2 separate regions of the Homo sapiens genome follow, and region 2 is linked to region 1. The links are chromatin loops, found by intact Hi-C in ENCODE. Cell type or tissue: OCI-LY7. All regions are shown on one strand. Each heading gives the region's core, and the rest is flanking DNA. Links, peaks and the distances in the headings are about the cores only. Region 1 has its middle 63 kb from the start of PRDM11. Region 2 overlaps TP53I11 (tumor protein p53 inducible protein 11).

Region 1 (8,324 bases), core at 188-8,187:
ACCACCTCCAGTCAGGGGCCTCTGGCCAGTCTCTGCTTCTCTGGGCCTCCTTTGCAACATAGAGATAATAAATGAGAGGTCTGCACTATTTGCAGGGGCTCGCTGGGGAGGGCTGCAAGGTGCTTTGTAAATGGTTAGACTTCTGCAAATAGGGGAAGAAGGGAATCACTGTTCCGCAGTGTGGGGCTTCACCTGTGTACATCTTCCTGCCTCTTGAACTTTAAATGAGTTAGGTGGAGTGGGGCAATGCCTAACACATTATTTGTTGTTTATTCCTACAGCAAAGGTGTACTGACCACCTGCTCACTATGTCCAGCCTCCTTTCTGGGCTCTGAAGACAAAAGGTGACCAGGGCAGGGCTACTGCCCTGCTGCTCAAGCTGTGGCCTCTATTAGGTGCTCATTGTTTAGGAGGAGGAGCTTACACACCTAACTCCACTATCACCTGGCACTTGTTCTAGCTGAGGTATGCCTCTGCCTCCACCCAGGGACAGTCAGGGACAGCTTCCCAGAGGAGGCAACGTGGGACAAGGCCTTGAAGGCTTTTCTGAGTGGAGAAGGCTGAGAAGGAATTCCAGGTGGGGGGATTAGTGTATGCAAAGGTATGGCCACCACACAGGATGGGGCTTCATGGGCCGGGTGGCACTAAGGAAGTTGAGGGTGAGGGTGAGGGGAAATGGGAGATAAGGCCAGGAAGGTAGGCAGGGGCTGGCTTGGGAGGGGCCTTGAATGCCAAGTAAGGAGTTAGGGCAAATAGGTGGTGCTGTCCAGCAACAGAATAGCAGAATCCAATCTGAGTTTTTTAAGAGGAACCCTGATGAGACAGCACAGACTAGAGCAGGAGGTGCTGGGGGCGGAGAGAGCAGGAGGAGGCCGGGGCAAAATGCAGGTGGGAGATGCCGCGAATCTGGACTGGGGAAGGAAGACCCTGGGTGAGTGGCCTGCACTGGATCAGTTGCCTGCAGTACCTGGCCTCTCAGCCCAGCCCAGTCATCTCTCTCTTGCCTGTCCCATGATCCAGAGCCACAGAAACCCAGAGACTCGCTTTATGGCACCTTTGAGACCAGTTAGTCCAGGGATCTCAAACTCAGATGCCCTCAGGTGCCATGTGGGGTGGCTAGTGTGAGACTGTAGGAAATGGTGGGCCCTGTTTATAGATGAGAAAACTGAGGCCTGGAGAGGGGAGTGGCTTGCCTGAGACCCACGGCTGGTTGGGGGAGGCGCGTGCTTCCTCAATCAACACTCCTTTCAGGAAAATGACTCCGCCCCTTCCACCAGCACAGACTGAGGGAAGGAGAAACCTCGGAGGAGGAGGCAAATGCTGGTTGCCAGAGGGAGAGATGATTGGCATGGAAGGGGGAGGTCAGCTTAATGAGAGGGCGACTGAGGGTAGGCACATCGTGGTAAAAAGCAGCAAGGGGAGGGTGAGGCATCCCCAAGGGGAGGCGCTGGCTCCTGGACTCAGCTGACCAGGCCCCCAGCTTGCCCCCAGCTTCAGGCAGGGGACTGGAGCAAGGGCTGGGAGTCCCTCAGCCTCAAAGGCCCAAATTGCCCTGGGCTGGACCTGCTGAGCTGCTGATTATCCGAGGCAGAAATCCTGCCAAGCTGGATTTTAGAGAATAATCATCACAGTCAATAGTAATGCCTCCCACCTGCGCTGAGCTTTTAACTTGTTCAGCCACTAGCAAGCAGCTTTGTCTGATTCAGAAAGAAAGGCCAGGAGAATTTGTGGCAGGCCCCAAGAGCAGGAAAGAGCCCAGTGGAAGAATAAGACATCCTCATTTACCTCCTTGAGCCTCAATTTTCTCCGCTGTAACATGCAGATGTTGTTCTCTGCCTCTGATGATCTTTATAGCCTCATCTTCGACCCCAGATCCCCACTCTCACCTCCCTCCCTCCTGCAGTCACACACACTCACATGTGAAGTCCAGGAATGGAGAACTGTTGATGAACCCCTCTGAGGTCTCTGCTTTGGTTTTACATCAAATACCAAACTGCCCCATGTTTTTCGTGAACTCCCCTTTATCCCACAAAGACCAGTGCTACCTTCTCTGTGAAGGTCTCAGCTGTGGTCTGGATGTTTCTGTCCCTCTGAAATTCATGTGTTCAGATCAAATCCCCAACATGTTGGCATTAAGAGGTAGGGCCTTTGGAAGGTGATTAGGTGATGTGGCAGGTGGGGGTGGTGGTGAGGGGCGTGGGGGGTGCGATTTGCCCTCATGAATGGGATTGGTGCCCTCATAAAGAGGTTGGAGGGAGCCATTTTGCCCTTCCACCATGTAGAACACATATTATAGAAGATGGAACTGTGAGGAACGTATCTATGAGGAACAGACCCTCAGCAGACACTGAATCTGCTGGCCCCCTGATCTCGGACTTCCTAGTTTCCGGAACTATGAGCAATAAATTTCTGTAGTTTGTAAATTACCAAGTGTATGGTATTTTGTTATAACAGCCTGAACATACTAAGACACCCTTTCTGATTCTCTCCCCAAAGTTAATCACTCCCTTTTCTGGGCTGCCGCTGTAGTGTGTACATTACAGCACATATTCTACTTATATCTTTGCCTCTTTCCACTTCAGTCTGAAAGTTGCTCGAGGCTAGGGAGACTAGACCTTTATGTACTTCTGTATTCCCAAAGCTCAGCATGGATCTAGCACACAGTAGGTGCTCAAGAAATAGTTTTTGGCTGGGCACGGTGGCTCACATCTATAATCTCAGCACTTTGGGAGGCTGAGGTGGAGGAAGGTGGATCACCTGAGGTCAGGAGTTCAAGACCAGCCTGGCCAAATGGTGAAACCCCATCTCTACTAAAAATACAAAAATTAGCCTGGCGTGGTGGTGTGTGCCTGTAATCCCAGCTACTCGGGAGGCTGAGGCAGGAGAATCATTTGAACTTGGGAGGCAGAGGTTGCAGTGAGCCGAGATCACATCATTGCACTCCAGCTTGGGTGACAGAGTGAGAATTCATCTAAAAAAAAAAAATTAGCTTTTGATTCGAGTGAAACAGCTTTTGATTTGAATGATCACACCAGATTATGTTTGTCACTGTCTGTGTCTGTTTCCTCCACTAAACTAGAAACCTCCTGGAGGGTAGGGTCTGATTCCTATTCACCTTCCATGTGTTGCCTAGCACAGAGGATATCCTCAAAAAGGTTAGGGAAGTGAGTAAACAAAGGAAAGCACTTTGTGAATTGTAAAGCGAGATCCAGGGTAAAGGAAAGAAGCCTCTGGATGAAAGAGAAGATGAACACATGATTCAATGGCTGTGTTTTAAGGTATGTCTGTTTGCCTGTTGTGAATGTATGCCTGCATATATGTATATGAGTGCCACTTGTGAGGTTATGTGTGTGCACAAGTAGGTGTGTGTGCAGGCATGTAAGGATATAGGCATTGTTTGCTTTGTGCATGTGTATTATTGTGTTTAGTGTATGGGTATTATTGTATTATTGAGTGTAAGTGTTGTCTAGAGTCTATTGCTAGTTCTGAGTGTGTACAACTGTATGTGTCTGGGGTATGTGTGTAGGTGTGCACCTGTATGTGTATGTGTAGGTGTAGTGTTGTGTCAGGGGTTGAAAGATGAGGTAGGAAGCAGAAGAAAGAAAGGACTCACTTGTGATTGTGAGTCATTTGCACAAATGCCAGGTGCAAAGGGCAAGGACTCATAGGTGTTCCCAGCAGAGACCCACATACTTCACATCCCATCTCCAGCTTCCACTCCATTCATTCACACCTTCATTCACTGATGCGCAGATGCTGACTCAGCTAGGCCCTCTGCTGGCTGAGCCCGGGGACCATCATCTTACCTGGGATGGTTTCCATGGGCAGCCACAGTGTTGCTGAGGTCCCGGCTGCTCCAGGCTCTGGCTCAGCCTGGTGTTTTCAAATCCCACCTTTCCTGCCTCCCTACCCCACTGCCTCTGTCTATCCTCCCCAGCAAGGATCTGCAGAGAAGAGGACAGTTCTAACAAAGGGGAAGTGAGAAGAAAACCAGCAAGGGGAAAATGGAGAAGACTCTTGGCTGCTTGGCAAGGTCTGCCCCAGACACTTCCTCTCTGCAGGGGCTGTGGACCGCATGCCCCTCTGCCACTGCAGCGTTGGCGGGCACACAGGTGCGGACTTATTTTGTATGCCCAGCCTGTATGTTAGCCTGGAAGTTCCTGGAGGGCAGAGGAACATTATTTATAGTTTCTCCTCTTTCCTCAACTGTCGGAGAGGGGATGGCAGAAGGTTCACACCCTTGTGGCCTGACCTGCAAATTCTACAGCCTGATGTTGATAAACAAACCGGATCTGGTTAACAAAGGAAACTGATCAGCAGCCCAGACCCTGGGAGACAAAACAGTGGGCTCTTGTGACTGATGTGATTTTAAATCCTTATTTATAGGCAGGTATGGAATTCAGTTCTTTCTTTTTCAATTAAGGAAAAAAGCCTGATAGAATAAACGAGTCAGTGAATGAGTCAGAACTCAGAAGGCTTTCATTTCCTTCTGGTGCCTCAATCCCCTACTGAGCGCTCAATCCCTTATGCGCCAGAACCCGTTGCTGGGCATGCAGAGCTGGGAAGCTGTGGCCTCTATTCTGCTGGTGGTGGGATGGGACCCTGGCCTGGGGCTCCAGAGAAAGGGCAGGCTCTGTTTGGTTGGAGGAGAATCTAGAAGAGCTTCTGCAGGAGGTGGCATTTGAGATGAAATTTGAAGAAAAGGAGATGTTTTTGAGGAAGACATCAGCATGTGCAAAGGTCCAGAGGTGGGAACGAGCTGAGATTTTTTGAGGAATGGTGAGCAGTGCCCTGTGGGTTTGGGCTCAAATGCTGGTCAGTCCAGGGGAGGCATGAAGTGGTGCGGTGAACTCAAATGGAAGAGTCCAGTCCCGCCTGGGCTCCAGTGCTCCCTGGCCCACTCTGATCTTGCTCCATTTGCTTCTACTCTCTATGGGCTTGTTTATGGGTGGTAGAACCGCAGACTGGAAATGTGGTAGGAAAGGCTGATAAGAGGTTTGTGTACTCTTCTGTCCCTGCCATGCCGGGGGCAGACACCGGCCATTAAGTCATCATAATGAGCTTTTGTGTTGTTTTGGAGGAAGAATGAGGTGAGTAGAGGCAGGGTCTAGAGCCAGACTACAGAGGTGCAGAATCCAGCTGTGCCATGTACTGGGAATCCCTGGACAAGATCCTTAATCATCCTGTGCCTCAGTTTCCTCATCTGTAAAGTGGAGGTACTAATACCGACTTCATGGTGTTGTTGCTGCGGAATTAAATGAGCTTTTAAACAAGATTAAATTAAATTTTATATAAATATCTGTAAAATGCTTGCAGTGGTACTGGGCACGTGGTCTGTAAGTGTTTGGTTGTTTTTCTAGACCCACACTTAACCCCAGTGCTTCTCAAGACACTGCTCAGGGCAGCCGTATTAATCAGTTGTTGCTTCTCCTGTTTTAATCCAGTCTCCTCATTGTAGATGGCAGGTGGTGGGGCCAGTGAATCCAGGTGGTGGGAAGTCTTTCCCAGGGTCTCAGTGACTCAATGGAGCTGGAGCTCACCATTTCCTGATACTGACACCAGAATTTGTTGCATTATACGATGATATGGTTTGGCTGTGTCCCCACCCAAATCTCATCTTGAATTGTAGTTCCCATAATTCCCACGTGTTGTGGGAGGGACCTGGTGGGAGATAATTGAATCACGCGGTTTCTCTCATAGTGTACTAGTAGTGAATAAGTCTCTCAAGATCTGATGGTTTTATAAGGGGTTTCCCCTTCCACTTGGCTCTCATTCTCTCTTGCCTGCTGCCATGTAAGAAGTGCCTTTTGCCTTCTGCCATGATTGTGAGGCCTCCCCAGTCATGTGGAACTGTGAGTCCATTAAACCTCTTTTTCTTTATAAATTACCCAGTCTTGGGTATGTCTTTATCAGCAGCCTGAAAACGGACTAATACATATGACTTACAGCATAGGAAGGCGCTAGCAGGAAGGATCCCAGTGCTTAAGAGGGAAACTCCTGGAACCTTCATCTGCCCACTGTGAAGGGAAGAGCTGATATCCAGCCCTCCCAGCTCTGCACAACGTGAGGATCTCCCACAGGGCTGTCCCAGGGGAGTCAGCATCGGGGGTGGGGCATAGGCCAGTCCCCCTGCTATCCTGTACGATAACCCCTCTCCTGGGGGCCCAGTGCATCTCCAATCTCTGTGGCAGGTTCCTCCCCACCTTTCCAGGCCCCTTCCTTTCTTCTGTTCCTTCTTAGGAGATATAGCTACAGCCTGGGGTGGTGGCCATTCAGCTAGCCCTTGATGGGAGGGTCCCAGGAACCAGCTTCAGGCCCTAGATGGGTCCACTTCCAAAGTGACCAGCCTCCGCCTTCAGAGACACTGGAACCATATGACCTGCTGGCCGGCCTCCGGCAAGCGGATGGGACCTCAGCCTTCACAACTAGACCGCTTCTAGTTAAGCACCGGTGTTTCCAGCCCTTGGAGAAGAAAACTCAAGAAAGTGCTTCCAAGGTGTAGTTCAAAGACTACCTGTGCCGAATCACCTGGGGGTGGGGGTCAGGAGGCTCATCGATGAAAATACAAATTCCTGGGTCTTACACAAGACCTACCGGGTTAGACTCTGGAGCTGGGAGTGCAGGAACCGCAAGTTTCCCAAGCAACTCCTGCACACTCGAGTTAGTAAACTGTGGGACTCACGGGGCAACAGCAACGGGAAAGCCCTTAGGACCAGGAATCCTTGGTACCATCCCAACCCCATTGCCAGACTCCCTGAGGGACGCCAGGGATTCACAGTTTGTGCCAGTGAACGAGCCCAAGCCTGCGTCTTCACTCCTTTCTCTCCAGCTGCCCACACTGCTCACACGTTCCCCGCAGTTTCTAAATTCAAAGTGGGGCAGTTTGAGCTGTTTACCAACTCCCTTTCCTGGGCACCAGGTCTTAGAAGCCTGCCACTGGAGAGGGGTCTGGGCTCACATCCTTCTAGGGCTTGGCAGGAGTTTCCCTGACTGTAGGCAGGGGGTGAGGATGGGACCCGAGGGCCCTGTTGCAAGCTGGGTGACTTCCTGGCCTGGAGCAAGCCTCTGACTTTCCAGACACAGCTTGGGCCTCTGAACCACTTCCTCCCGGAAGTCACAGTCTTTACAATCTCCCCCAAGTGGGACGGCAGCCTGAGTGCTGTCAGGCTCACCTGCAGAGGGACTCCCGTCCTGGGCCCTGGAGCTGGCGCTGGGGTGGGGGTGGGAGCCTGACACCCACTCCGGCCCCCTACAGATGGTCCAATGCCTCGTTGGCAGAGCAAGTGTTCATTGAACACCTGCTGAGTGTGGCTTGCTGTACTGGGTGCTGGTGGGGGGAGGGTGAGGGATGGGGAAGCATTGGGGGCGAAGAAAGAAATAGAAGACTGGGGGAGTGGAGAAGCCCACACGCAGGTTTAGAACAATCACTAAGCAGCCTGCCAGGCAAAGCGAAACACACTCATCAGAATCCAGTCTGCGTGAGCTTATTCAGCAGGCCAGGCTGGTATCTCAGAGGTGTGGGGTGTGTGCTGGCGTGGGAGGGGGGCAGGGAAGACACAGGGGCAGACAGGACTTATGTTCCAGTCCTGAGGCCACACACCATGGACAAGGCCATTGCTGTGTGGCCTTGGTAAGTTACTTACCCTCTCTGAGCCTCAGCCATTCCCCTTTCTGTGCTTCCCCCAGTGTATACAACCTGGAAAATTGCCAGCTTAAACCAAATTTTCTGACACTTAGCAAGGGATGTGGCTTCTTGGTCATCTGAGTGGTCTGTCAGCTAGAGGCCCATGTCACCCCAACAGGCAGTATAGGGTCATGATTAGAAACCTTGTGCTTTGGGGTCACAGACCTTCACTGAAAGCCACCTCTGCCACAGGCATATCAATGCCCTTGTCTATAGAATGAGCAGATCTGTCGGCATCTTTGCAGGGAGGATTCAGTGAAATTCACTCCTGGCTGGGGAGCGGGGTGTCTGGACAGCATCTCGGAGAAGGGGCAGAGGACATGAGGTTCACAAAGCACTGCCTTCCTCCTTTGCTTTGATTCATTTTAGTTGCAGTAGTCACTTGTTGGAGATGTTAATGAATACAAAAGCCAGAGAGTGTTTCACTTTTTTCAAAGACTGCACGAGTTATGAGGTTTGAGGAGTGCCAGGGTACAGGATGGAAGGGGCCCAGCGCTGTGCCTGGCGCTTGGTGAGCTCTCCTGAGTGTTACAAGACAGACTTCTTCCCACTGCTTCCTCTCTTTAGTGTCTTCCGATGAAGACACTCCTCCCCTTTCTCCTTCTCAGCTGTGTTTGTTCCCTAGAGACAGCTGGAGCTC
Region 2 (8,324 bases), core at 258-8,257, 150 kb after region 1:
CACCCCTGGCATTTACATAGAGAAATGAAAACTTACGGTCCCACAGAAACGCGGGTTTGTAGCAGCTCTATTCATAATCATCAACAACTGGAAACAACCCACATGGCCTTCAGTGACCGAATGGATAAACAAGCTGTTACACGTACCCCAGGGAATACTGCTCTCCAATAAAAAGGAGCGGACTCTTGATACACACAGTGACTTGGAGGAATCTCAAAGGCATTCTGCTCAATGACAGGAGCCAGCCTCAAAAGGTTCTACGCTTTATCATTCCACTTACATGGCATATTTGAAAACACAAAAGCCATAGTGTCAGAGAATAGATCAGTGGTTGCCAGGGTGGAGGTGTGAGGGGAGGGAGTGGCCAGCGCCAGGGAGTTTTTGGGGTGATGGAACTGCTCGTTGTCTTGATCTGGAGCTGGTGGCTACAAAAATCTATACGTGTGCTAACATTCAAATAACTGCACAACTGAAGCCCGTCAATTTTGCTGTATGTATTAAAAGATAAAAGGCCATGGGGAGGCTGGAAGAGGAAGGGCGTGGGCCAGGCAACATCCTTGGCTGAGGAACAGGTGAAGGACCCGGTTCTCACCAGTGGCTTAGTGACTTTCAGGGCAGCCTCGCCTGGCCACGGGAGGGACGTGGCTAATTGTAGCTTCTATCTGGGTTCACCAGAAGGCAGTGGCTAGCAGCTGAGGTGTCAGGACGGCGTCCTGGGCCCTCCAGGAGCCGGGTGATGAAAGGTTAGGCCCTGGCTTCCCTGGCAGGGTAGGGTTGGCCTCCTGTCCTGATGGCTGGCACACACCGAAGCATTAACCGGGAGTCTCTTGTGTGCCGGGTGTGGGACTGCCGTCACAGTTACCACCCGCCGCTGTCTCCTTTCACCATGGGGCCTGTGTGTGGGGAGGAGAAAGGCGTATCCACTCCTTTTTGTGGATGAGGAACTAAAGCCAGGGGGCGTAGGAGGGTAGTTTGGCCTGGAAATGACATCACACTCACTAAAGACCGCCAATAGCAACTTTTGCAGTTTTTTTTCCCAATGCGACATGGTATACTGCCTCCCTAGTTGATCCGGTCTACAGCCACATTATTCACAGACCCCACAGTTTGAAACTGTGTTCTGATATTTGTTCGGGTGCTTTATTTTAAGACACCAGGAGGCTCAAAAATGGGAGGTGACCCGGGGACATCCCCGCACTCTGCCTCTGGCAGCCCTGGCTGGGGCAGGAGGGTGAGATTTGCCTGGGGCCACAGGGCACTGAGACAGCAGGGTCCCCTGCTAGAGGGCCCAGTGGCTTCTGACCCTGTCTGTAGATGGGGATGGCTTTTCTGCCTTGCCAGAGGGTGGGTGCAAGTGGGAATGAGATTCTGGAAGTGGTCCGAGGTAGGAAGTGGCACGACCGTTATTCACCTTGGTTGGCATTGAAACCCCGGGAGCTTGGTTTCCTCATTTGCAGCGTGGCCGTCAATAGCGCCCATCTTGCAGGGCAGCTGTGATTAGAGAAGCCAGGGCCACCCCGGAGCCAGCCTCTGAGGCTTCACCTCACCCCGTTTACACTGCTGTCTCCTCTGCATAGATTTGGCTGACTGAGGACGCGACAGGTACTCAGCTTCTTTCTGCATCTCAGTTGCCCAGCACAGGGGCTGGCACGCAGTAGGTGCTCCCAACCTGGTCCAAGATGTTGCTGGCGGTGGGGGAGTGGGGGGCTGGGGAGGATCATGGGCAGACCTGGGGTGCCGGGAGGGGCTGGTGGGGGGCTGATGGCCGGGAGGGCAAGGCCTGAGCAGGGAATCTAGACCACCTTAGTGTCCCCGTCAACACCCCTGGCAGCCTTCTCTGGCTCTGCTGGGTATGAGGGCACCCCCTCCCCTTCTTTGGTCTTGGCAGGTTTGAAGGGGGGTGGCAGGGAGACGGGAGAGGGGCTCACCGGCTTGCAGGATTGGGCAGAAGTTTGGTGGGGGCCCAAACCCCAGAACTCAGAAGCCCCTGCCCCAGGCTTGGACAGACCCTCCCCTTTTCTAAACCTCATTTGCCCCATGAATCCAGGCTCCTTTCCTCCCCATCCCCCCAGGAAGCTTGGATGTGGCCGCCATCCAGACCCAAATGCCCTCTCCTGGGCCCTATGCCTCCAGGGCTGGCTCTAAGGCACCATGCAACCTGTCAGATGGGGTGTGCTGTGTCCACCTACAGCAGACCAGCTCCCAGAGCCTCAGGGGCCTGGAGAGCATTTCCTCAACCCATTTGACAAGGAAGCCAGCTGTACTCCCCCTACTGCCCTGGGCTCGTGGGGAGGCCTCAGCAGGCCTGGTGTGGGGTGTGGCCTTCCGCTAGTCAGGCCCCTTCCCCTAGGGTCTGGAAGCTGGGTAGGAACTGTGGCCTGAGGCCGGTGTCTCCCCTCAGCCCTTCTGCAGAGGCCGGGCTGGAGGAGAAGATGGCGGCCAAGCAGCCCCCGCCTCTGATGAAGAAGCACAGCCAGACGGACCTCGTGAGCCGCCTGAAGACCCGCAAGATCCTCGGCGTGGGCGGGGAGGATGACGACGGGGAGGTGCATCGCTCCAAGGTGGGGTGCAGAGCAGGGGCCTCCGGCACCCACTGGGGAGGCCAGGCTGACCCACCATTAGGGGAGAAGGTTAGCCCAGGCCCAGGTAGCCGCAGGAGTTCTAGGACTTAGCTGATTTTCCTAGAAATGTAACAGCAATGCCAGGGGAATAACGAGATCATTAGAATTAAGTGCCTATTACGTGCCCGGTTTTCCAGCAGTTGCTTTTTAAATCTTCTTGTTGGCACTAGAAGATGCAGATACTGTAAAATCATTCACCCATTTTATAGATGAGGAAACAAAGGCTCAGAGAGGTTAGGCAACTTGCCCAAGGCCACACCGGTAAGTGGCAGGACCAGGCTTCAAGTCTGCATTTGGCAGAGCCCTGAGCTTTCATACGTCACCATCATATTTTCAGCTTCTTTTAAATCCTAGTGTCAAGGGGAAGCAGGAGAGGGGGTGGCCTCATGTGACCCTCCCCACCTGGGGGAACCTTTGGCCAAGCTGAGGTGCCCAGGCTGGTCCCTGGGTGTGCAGGGCTCTGGGAGGATGAGCGAGTGGGGGCGCTGAGAGCTGCCCTCACCCTGGTTGCCTCTGACCCCCTCTGTCCACAGATCAGCCAGGTCTTAGGCAATGAAATCAAGTTTACCATTCGGGAGCCTTTGGGGCTCAGGTGAGCATTTACCTGACTTTTTGGGGGAGGGGAAGGCCTGCGGCGGTGGGGCAGAATGCATAAGACCTCACCTCATTTGGCCTGGTCCCTGGATTTTATTTTGTCTCATTACCTTCCCCAAAGCTGCCATCCCTGGGGATCTGGGCTGGAGAGGGGAGGGTCCCCTGGGGCAGGGCTGTGATCTTCTTTCCACGCCTCCCAGGGTCTGGCAGTTCGTCTCTGCTGTGCTCTTCTCCGGCATTGCCATCATGGTGAGCCCCCACCCCCAGCCCCTGAGATCTGGCCCCGTGTGGCTCCCTCAGCCCTTCTCTGGCTCACCAGAGGTGCCTCCTCCATCCTGGCCCCTCGTGCAGGGGCCCATCTGTCAGGCTCTGGGGCTGCCTCCGAGAACCTGACTCCTACACTGCCACGCCTGTGCCTTCTCCAGGAGCACACTAGATCCCATGGTTTGTGGCCTGACTCCTTCTCCCAGGAACCCTGGAGTTTTCTGTCCTGGCATGGGGGCGGGTGGGGACAATTGGGTCCAGACCCTGGACTGCCCCCAAGGATGCTGATCCTGCTCCTGGCGGGGAAGGAAGACGTCTGTGGGAAGCATCAGCTGTCACCCCCCACCCTCTCCCAAGCGGGACCTCTGAGCCCCTCTCGCTGCCCGCAGGCGCTTGCCTTCCCTGACCAGCTCTATGATGCGGTCTTTGATGGAGCCCAGGTGACCAGCAAGACCCCCATCCGCCTCTACGGCGGTGCCCTCCTCAGTGAGTACTGCTGGGGCGGGCCCTGGGGGAGGCGACGGGCAGCTGGGAGACCCAGCGGGGCTGAGGAGAGCACGGGGGTCCGTGCCCGGGCACCCCTTCCTTTCTTCGGCCAGATGCTGCGCCCACACCCCGGCCTCTGATGAAGCTCTCTGCTGGGGATGTGCTGCCATCTTGTGGCCATTGGTGGAATACACCCAGTGGGTTGGAGCTTGCAGTCGCCACCATCTGCAAGGAGCGCTCATAAGTGTGTGCACTGCCTCTGGGCGTTGTGGTACAGAGATGGAGGAAGCCCAGGCCCAGCCTCTAGGAATTCACAGCCTAGAGGAGAGGCAGATCAATTCAGTGTCTGCAAAACCCCTCGCACCCCCCCTATTTTATCCCCAGAGCCACTTCTGTTTGAACCACTTCTGTTTCCTCTCTAACCTGAGATGCACACGTTAGGATTTGGAATTACAATTTTTAAAGCTCAGCATAGGTAATATGCCTCTATTTCTACGAAATATTCTATGGCTCCCTATTGCCTACAGAATAAAGGCTGAGCTCCTCTGGAGTTAGGGTTGCTGGAATAAAATAAATGCACACCCAGTGGCATGTCTGGTACCAGCAGACACTGGGTGGGCGGGGCCTGCTAGAGGCCAAGTCAGTGGTCTTCTGCTAAAAAGTATGGTTCATCCCCCTCCCCCAGGGGACTTCCTTAAAGCGAGTCCTTACCGGGCTCAGGTTTTCTGTCTGGGAGTCCGTGTAAAAGAAAACCCAATCATAGGACCAGGTAACCCATTAACTCATGAACTCCATGAACACAGCATCCTCCTGACAGAACCGGACATGGGCAGGGGCCAGGGGCTCAGTCCTCCCCCTTTATAAAGAGATCGAGTCTCAATGCGGGGAAGTGACTCGCCCAGTGTCACATAGGGCCTTGGAATGACAGGAGCAGGCTGAAGCAGCAGCATTGAGTCTGGAGGGGACAGGATCGGGGACAGACAGCTTTGATTTGAGAAATGTGAATAGGGGCGGAGGCGTGGAGTCCAGGACCCCAGCTGTCTTGCAGCAGTGGCCAGAGGAAGCAGGAGCAGTCCTCCTGCCCTGCTGGGAGGGAGTCAGCTGTCCCACCCCCAGCCCCCTTTTCATCCCCCGCCCCAGGCATCTCCCTGATCATGTGGAACGCTCTCTACACGGCTGAGAAGGTCATCATTCGATGGACCCTGCTCACCGAAGCTTGCTATTTCGGGGTCCAGTTCTTGGGTGAGTCCTGAGGTGGGCAGTGAGGGAGGCTGATGGGCCGCTTCGCCCCTGACCTGCCTGCTCTAGCCACCTGGGTGTGTGGGAAGTGATGAAAACCTGTCTGTGGGGGGCTAGGGAGGGGATAGAGGGATAAGGACTCACCTGGCTGTGTTTACTTGTGTGCCTGCACACCTGTGCACACATGCCTAACACACGTGCCTGTAGCTTCCCAAATCCACACACTTGTATCTATGGCCTTGCACACACATGTACCTGCGGCCCCCCCACACCCACTGCCCACTGTACCCAGCACGTGTGTAATAACACGCATTCAATTTTGCCCACCTGCTGTGCCCCAGTTCCTGCCACATGGGAGACATCAGAGCAGAAACATCTGTGGGGTTGGCAGGGGCAGGGGGCAGGTCCTGTGCTTCCCACCTGGGAGGATCCTGGGCTCAGAGCAAAGTCAGGGAGACGGCCACACCAGCGCTCCGGGCTAGGGGGGCAGCGCTGGGACACATCCCCTCCTCTGACCCTGTGGCCTTGCTGGACTCTCTCCCACAGTGGTCACTGCCACGCTAGCTGAGACGGGCCTCATGTCCCTGGGGATCCTGCTGCTCCTGGTCAGCCGCCTCCTTTTTGTCGTCATCAGCATTTACTACTATTACCAAGTCGGCCGAAGACCCAAGAAGGCCTAGTTGCCCGCTGGGCCTGGGGCCCTGCCCATGCCTGGGCCAGAGTGGCGCTGGGGCCTCGGCTTCCCTTTGGCTCCTGGAAGGCAGGAGGGTCCCCTGCCCTGCCCCAGTCCTGCCCCAGGGAGGCAGGGGGTGGGGGGCCTTCCTTTCCTCCTGGGCACCCCGTGTGCTGTGATCTCCTGGGCTTTCAGGCTTGACATGCTGGTCTGGGGAGAGACAGGGCCTCTGCTGCCCTGTTCTTCACCCTCACAGTGATACCTCCTTTCCTTGGGTCTCTTGGCCTCCAGACCCCCTCAATAGACACTGACTAAAGTCAGGCTGGAGTCATGAGGGTAGTGGGCTAAGTCGAGGGTCCAGCCTCTTCTGCCAGGAAGCCCTTCTTGCTTTTGAGAGAGGCTGTGACCACCCCCCATCCTTCTCCCTACACTCCCAGCCAACCTAGTGCCCAAGCAGCTAAACTTGGCTTCCTTCTAATCCTGGAAAACCCTGTACCCCTCCTCCTCAATCTGGCCCTCTCCACATGCACACCCTGAAAACACACACAGACACACAACACACACACATACACACCCCTGAACACACACACAGACACACATACACCCATGATGTGAGCAAACACACACACGTGCGCCTTCATAGCCCAGCCAAGGGCATGCAGGCAGGGTGTGCTGCCTGAGATGGCACCTCCCTTTCAGCCATTCTTCAAGAATGGGCCACACACAGCTAGAAGTCCTCTCCCAGCTAGAAGTCCTGTCCCCACTCTCCTGGCCTGACAAGATGAGCTCTCCTGGGACCTTGCTCTAGGGCACTCTGCCTCTACCCTAGGACACTGGAATGCCCTGGGAGCCCCCTCCCTGCAACCAGCCTGAGTTCAGCCCCACGGACAAAGGGACACACAGCCCCCAATGGAGACCATTGTAAGTGGTGGGGCTGGGAGAGGAGGAACAGAAGGAAAGCCATAGCGCTCTCTTGCCCCTTGGCATGTACCCCAAGGCCTGATGGCCACTGGGCTCAGCCTGTCCCCCACTCCTGCCTGCTTCCCGGTGAGCTGCCCCCCACACGTGCAGCCCGGGCTGCCTCCAGGGTCTGGCTGAGTGGGATCAGGTGGCCCTCCAACTCAGCACAGGAAATAAGTAGAAACATTTCAGCAGGCCACCTCCCCTCATCTTCCCCGCCCTGTCCAGCGCCCTGGCAAAGGCTGACAACTGGCTGTCTTGGGGCCGAACAGCCCCTGCCCTGCCTCTGAGGGCCCACCAGCCTGTGCTGCATACCCACCGCCCAGCTTCTCCCTGAGGGCCCACCAGCCTGTGCTGCATACCCACCGCCCAGCTTCTCCCTGAGGGCCCACCAGCCTGTGCTGTACACCCCGTTAGTCCCTGATCCCAACCTTCTCCCTCCTGCCAGCACACCGATGCACACACCGGAAGTGGCGAGCCCAAGCCCTGGGGACAGGTGTAGGGAGAAAAGCAGCCCCAGGCCTCAGACTCGCTTCCCATCCTGGCATAGAGTGGGGGATGGCTGGAGGGTGTCTATAGGTACAGCCCGCTCTGGCTGCTGCCAGGTGGGCCCCTGCCAGGGGTCCTCACCCCTGTCCACCCTGTGCCTGGCTGTCCCTGCACCCAGATACAGCAACATGGCCTGTACCCAGCAGAGTGGTGGCACCACCATGGTTACAGCGGATGCCCCGAGACTCTGCTTGGTAAACGTGGCAGAGCAGAATGGGAGGCTGGACCCTGAGGAAGGGCCCCTCTCCTGGCATCTGTCTCTTGCTACCTAAGCCTGTGCCTCTCCCTAAAGAGCTGCCTCCCTGCTGCCGAGCCCTGGTCTGGCCACGAGCCACCACTGCCTCCCGCTGCTGCCCACAGGTGGTGCCGCCAATGGGCAGTGCCCTCAGGCCGAAGCCTCAATCCCCCATCTGAGCCAGGCCTAATCCTCTAATAGTGATGGTTGGTTTGTCCTCCCATAACTGCAGGTGGATTCCACCTGGGGAATGAGGCTGCGTGTCGGGCGTCTGCTGGCCCTGAGACATCCAGTCTTCCACACTCAACTGTGGGATGGGAGGGTGGCGTGGCCTTACCCCATGAGGCTGTCCAGGCTCTGGCACACAGCTGTGCTCACAAAATACTGGGTGGCTTGGTTAGAGCTAATTGTAGTGGAGCCTGCAGGTGAGGGTGAGGGAGGGGGCTGCAGGTCAGGTAAGATCTGGAAGACAGACGTACAGCTTGGAGGGCAGGGGGACTCTAAGGCAAGGAGATTTACAGTTGGGAAGGAGGCAGTGGCAGAGGGGTGAGGGACAGGGGCCCTTAAGTCCAGCGAGGAAAGCTCGGTGTGGGCCCGCTCTACGCTCCGTTTGGGGTGACCTGGAACGCCTCTTCTCCCAGCTCCCTCCAGCCATCAGCAGCCTCTTGTCAAGCTTCTGCCTCGCCCCAGTCTATCCCCAACC

Evidence for each region. Peaks named below come from ENCODE experiments on the same cell type or tissue, not always from the same donor. Only the 100,000 strongest peaks of a DNase experiment are listed, where the experiment ranks them.
Region 2: a loop joins it to region 1, with 4 times the contacts of the local background. A loop is called at or near these places in 11 of 110 quality-filtered maps.

Annotation. Positions count from the first base shown.
Region 1 is chr11:45,079,128-45,087,451 of GRCh38, reverse strand. No RefSeq gene overlaps it. Among named protein-coding and RNA genes, the nearest start is that of PRDM11, 63 kb to the left of the region's middle. RefSeq lists enhancers at 1-186, 3,445-4,320, 4,321-5,198 and a silencer at 7,314-7,383. In OCI-LY7, for the core only: CTCF peaks have their summits at 3,594, 3,794 (motif pointing left) and 7,164; DNase peaks (open chromatin) are centred at 3,781, 4,051 and 7,141; H3K4me3 peaks cover 2,330 bases; H3K27ac peaks cover 2,893 bases.
Region 2 is chr11:44,932,444-44,940,767 of GRCh38, reverse strand. It overlaps TP53I11 (tumor protein p53 inducible protein 11), which reads left to right. Exons shown (of 7, transcript NM_006034.5): 2 at 2,402-2,561; 3 at 3,155-3,213; 4 at 3,416-3,464; 5 at 3,869-3,965; 6 at 5,106-5,207; 7 at 5,751-8,324. The coding sequence starts at 2,433. The coding sequence ends at 5,884. Among named protein-coding and RNA genes, the nearest start is that of TP53I11, 14 kb to the left of the region's middle. RefSeq lists enhancers at 1,561-2,274, 3,845-4,445 and a silencer at 3,991-4,080. In OCI-LY7, for the core only: CTCF peaks have their summits at 939, 3,937 and 4,146 (motif pointing left); a DNase peak (open chromatin) is centred at 4,147.